Linked DNA regions of Homo sapiens: region 2 is linked to region 1. The links are chromatin loops, found by intact Hi-C in ENCODE. Cell type or tissue: heart left ventricle. All regions are shown on one strand.

Evidence for each region. A loop is a pair of places that touch in the nucleus more often than their neighbours do. Peaks named below come from ENCODE experiments on the same cell type or tissue, not always from the same donor. Only the 100,000 strongest peaks of a DNase experiment are listed, where the experiment ranks them.
Region 2: it touches region 1 in a loop (1.9-fold over the local background); 7 of 110 quality-filtered maps call a loop at or near these places.

The regions. Positions count from the first base shown.
Region 1 is chr7:2,732,033-2,734,532 of GRCh38, forward strand. It overlaps GNA12 (G protein subunit alpha 12), which reads right to left. Exons shown (of 4, transcript NM_007353.3): 3 at 1,419-1,469. It also overlaps a transcript of AMZ1 not described here. Among named protein-coding and RNA genes, the nearest start is that of AMZ1, 45 kb to the left of the region's middle. RefSeq lists an enhancer at 1,707-2,500. In heart left ventricle, no CTCF peak of the experiment used is centred here; a DNase peak (open chromatin) is centred at 1,378; H3K27ac peaks cover 1,179 bases.
Region 2 is chr7:2,800,075-2,802,574 of GRCh38, forward strand. All of the region lies in intron 1 of GNA12 (G protein subunit alpha 12), which reads right to left. Among named protein-coding and RNA genes, the nearest start is that of GNA12, 43 kb to the right of the region's middle. In heart left ventricle, no CTCF peak of the experiment used is centred here; a DNase peak (open chromatin) is centred at 1,442; H3K4me3 peaks cover 408 bases; H3K27ac peaks cover 1,671 bases.

The DNA of each region.
Region 1 (2,500 bases):
CAGAGGAAATTTACCATCTTTTTTGTTTCCATACCAGAGATACCTTTTTATTTTTCTAACTCCTAAAGCTTATAGCTTCCAAAACCTTACTGTGAATTAATTTAGGTTTTGAATGTGATGTAAATTCAATCTGCAATACATTTAATGTTATTCTTAGACAATTCTTTAAGTCTTTAGCGACACACAGGCAAGCATACTCTTCACTCACTTTGACTTTGCACTATTAATAATCCTCCAGGCCAGGCACGGTGGCTCACACCTATAATCCTGGTGCTTTGGGAAGTGGGAGGAATACCTTGAGCCCAGAAGTTCAAGAACAGCCTGGGCAACATAGTAAAACCCCATATTTACAAGAAGTAAAAACATTAGCTGGGCGTGGTGCCTCATGCTATAGTCCCAGCTACTTGGGAGGCCGAGACAGGAGGATCATTTGAACCTAGGAGGTTGAGGCTACAATGAGTTACGATCGTGCCACTGTACTCCAGCCTGGGTGACAGAGTGAGACCCTGTCTCAAAAAATCGAAAAACAAAACAGAACAAAAAACCAACAAAACACCTCCCGTGATGAGTGCACACACCACTCAGGCAGCTTCTTGCCAAAACACCAAACACGGACATGATCATGCCTCGATCTAGAGGTCTGACTACCACCCACGGGGTGTGCAGGGGACAGAGAAACATCTTCAATAACACTGCAGGGGTGGAAGAGCAAAGTCCACATGGTAAGAAACCCTACAGGATAAATAATCCAGTTACTCCAATAAACAAGTTGAAAGAAAAAAAGGAGAGACATACAGATTAACACTTAAGTGATCCTGACCAATGGCAATGCATGACCTTATTAGGTTGTTGATTCAAACTCTGCTAAAACAAAGCAAAATCAACATGAAAACATTAATGAGACAACAGGGAAAATCTCTAAACTGACTAGGTTGACATTACGGAATTACTGCCAATTTTTCAGGAGCCATACGGTACTGCGGTTGTCATTTTTCGTCTTGTCTTTTTGAGGTACACTCTAAAATATTCTCTGCATTTGCTCCCGGAGGCCGGGGGAGGGCTGCTGAAACAAGACTGGTAATCAGTGATAACTGCCATGCCTGGGGTTTCATTAGACTATTTGTTTTTGAGTATGTTTGAATTTTCCATGAGATAAAGGAAGTCCTCCTTTCACTCATGAACTCCTCTGTCTGTCTCCTTTATGGTGATCTGGGCAAAGGCAGTTTCCTCCCCTCCCCACTGAGACGGGGCCCAGATCCAAGTGAGAGCGTGCCATTACAGTACTATTCGTGGTAATGTGACAGAACAAGCTCGGCCTGTCAGTCCAGCCAAAGTCCTCACAACGTGGACTGCTTTGGTCTCTGGACACGTTTTCTAACCCTGGAGCCCAGCTTCTTCGGGCGGGCGTGCTTACTCACCAGCTGGCCGATCCGGTCCAAGTTGTCCAGGAAGTACTTCACCGACTCCCCCTGTCAGGAAGGAAGAATATTCACAGCTCAGTCTGGACTGAGGAATCCTGATGTGGCAAATACAAGAACTGAACAGGGTAAGAGCAGTGGCATTTCGCCTCCGTGTGAATGGGAAAGCAAAGGAAAAAGGCAGAGAGTGTCCGTGTGTTTTCTAAAATAAAAAAACTACCATTAAAGAAAATGTTTAATGCAGGTTCTTTAGCTCCAACCCCAAGGTTCAAATTCTGGCTGTTTTTCAATTTTCGCTGCTGGGTTTTGGTGTGTGGTGCGATGCAGGCCCCTCTGATGGGGGACTCTCTTTCCAGACATGAAGGCTGGCCCACTCCTGGCCATGCGGCCAGCAAAGGACAGGCTAGAATAGGATTTTAGATTTTGGCTCCTGGGTACAGTCTTGCTTCTGTCGAAGATGGCCTAAGGGACCCAAGACATTGTCCTTAAAGACAAAACATCCTGACGAAAAGGAGCATCTAGCAAAACATCTTCCAGTTTCTAGAAAGAGTCCATTATTCCTTCCCACATTTTTATGACCTGATTTATAGTAGCAAACACAGGGGAATCTTCCATTTGGATTGTTGTGGTGGAATGATGGCCAGTCTTCTCCTGCCTGGACCAATCATCGATACAATCTGAGACGTGTTCCATAGTGCGAAGGGCCCTGCGGAATCACCCAGGACCCCGTTTCAGGAAGCGCTGAGCCGCCAAATGCGAGGCACACACGGGGCACGGGAGGAGCCGGGAGAGCGCAACCACCGACCACAGAGCAGCCCGCATATGAACAGGCACGCAATGAGTCCCTTCAAAGGTAGCGTATTAAAAACCAATTATACCACTTTCTATAAGATTCCACTTTGAACCCTGCTCTAAAGACAGACACCAGCAGGCGGGGTCAAGGCTTCCAGGCTGCCCTGACATCAGGGCTTGTGGGAAGAGCAGTCACTTTCTGTGTTCTCATGGAAATGTACAGGGGCAAGGTCATACACATGTGGCGAGCTGACGCAGGAGAATTTTAAGGAGAGAAGGCCATCAGAATG
Region 2 (2,500 bases), 68 kb after region 1:
CACAGCAGCTCTGTTCATCATAGCCCCAAACTGGAAGCAAGCTGTGGTGCACCATACCATGGACCATTACCCAGCAACAAATGGGAGTTCACTACGGAAATGCAACAACTTGGATGAAGCTCTAGGATGTTATGTTAAACGAAAAGTCAGTCTCAAAAGATCACGCACTATGCGATTCTGTTTAATAACATTCTTGAGGTGACAAGATTACAGAGATGGACAAGAGATTCATGGTTGCCAGGGGTTAGTAATGGGAAAGACAGGGGGAGAAGTGACTAGAAAGGGGCAACACGAGGAGATCTTTGTGGTCTGGACTGTGGTGGTGGTTACAGAAACCTACACAGGTGAGGAAAGGGCGCACAACCACACACAGTGTCCCAAAGCCCGTCTCCTGACTTCAACAGCATACTGAAATTATGTCTGTCATAACCACTGGGAAAAACTGCCTGCCTCTCTGTACTATCTTTGCAACCTCCTGTGAACCTATACTTATTTCAAAATAAAAAGTTTTTAAAAAGTTAACTAGCGACCACGGCAATGTAAGTTCCAACGATGTGATGTGGAGAGGGAGGGTTAGCAGAGGCCGAAGGCAAAGAGATAGTAGGGAAGGGAGGCTTGCTAAAACCCTAACTGGAGGTGGGCCTCAGACGGAGCTTTCCGAAGGGTGGGTTCATCTGAGCGAGTGGCAGTGGTGGACTGGAATCTACCTAGAGGGAAAATGTGACTTGAATAAACTCTCCACTTTCCTTCCTCCCGGCTCCCCCACTGTGATTCCTCCTCCGGGTCCTCATCTCCCCACTTCCTTTGACTACACCACACCAAACTCTTGCCTTTCCAAAAGGACAAAACCAAAAAGGTTCAAGAACCCAAGGAAACAAAGGCAATTCCTCTTTTCCCCACTATGCACAACAAAAACTATCTCGGCACGGAGAAGGTAGCACACAGATTTCTCTGGCGAGGTCTCGGGCAAAGGGTCTCGGTGCCTTTGTACAAATCAGAAAAACGCTCTCCATCATCCAGGCAGATGCGGCCCAGCCTGGCAACAGTGGCTTGGATGGGGTTTCAGCCTCCATGCCCTCCCAATCAAGTCACCAACCCTCCCGCTATCCGGGAAGGCCCTGCTCGTCCAACTCAAATACAGAAATTGGGTCCGACCCACCAGGTATCTATTCAGGTGCTATTTTTACAAATGAAAAGTTTAGCTTCACAAGGAGTACAATCTCACTCAGAAGTTAAATCAATAACCCCTAGGAAGTTTCATTTTTATGTCAAAGACGAAGTCAGGGGGCCAGGTAGGACTTGGAAGGCCAAAGGTCACTTACGAAGACTGCAGGACTGCACACACCAGGCCTTCCCCAACTATCAGGGTGAACATAGGTTTGGCTTAAAAACACACACACGCAAAACTGGCCCATGCAACAGCAGTCTATTCCCACCGCACAATCCGCCCAAGCAGGCTGGAGCTGGTCCAAATGAACTGCACCCAACCACAAGAAAAGACTCCTCCTTTCCCTTTTTCAAAACACAAGAAAGGTGGCTAAACTACTGATGAGCTTTGAACAGTTAAGTAGTAGTTTTGTAAGCTTTGTAGTTACAGTCCATTTTCCCTTCCTTTGAAGGAAAAAAGGCATTAAAAAAAAAAGATGTCTCTCTTTTGCCCTTTTACATTTATTCTAGTCAAAAACTGCTCTCTGCCAACTTTGTTCTGAAAATCCACATCTGAGTTCCAGCGAAGTTTTCTACTTGGGGACATTTGGCTAAATTCTGAGTCCCCTTTTCTTCCTTTTTAGAGAGAGACGTAAGCTCTCTCTGGAGTTTAAAGCCTGTAACAATAATGTATTTACCGTACTTTTGCAGAACTGATAGTTACACTTTTACCATTGTTATATAGAATTGCTAAAGTCTTAAAAGTAAAATACTAGTATAGGAGGCATATTATAATAAACCTCTTACTCCTGTCCTTTTCCAATGAAAGACCAATTTTCTAAAACACAAAAGCCAAGAAAATCCTAAAACTCACATACACTTAAAATAAATAAGAACGACAACTCATTCAAGTCTCTTTAATAGCTAAGAGAAAAATCCTTTTTTCAGTAATGGTATTACTGAAGTATTAATTGTTTGAATAACCATACATTTTATTTGGTTACCCAAATATAAACGGTTAAAGTCTCAAGCAGTTTGATGACTTCATCTCAATACAATGTCACACTTCAAACTGTTCAGACAGCATATTTTTAAGACAACTTATAAATCCAGCAACTTAAACTTCTAGTCAAAGTATAGATTCCCTCTCTGCTGGGGATGTAGATTTTTTTTGGGGGGGTGGGGGGTGGGGTTCAATTTTGCTGGATGAAGACCAAAAACTGCAAATCCTGTTATCTCATTTCAAAATAGATTATGTTAGTTTAGCCCCTAATCAAACCAAATCTTTTAAGATTAGTCATTCCTTAGTAAAATCTTCCCACAATAAATACCAAAGCTACGATAGACATAAAAT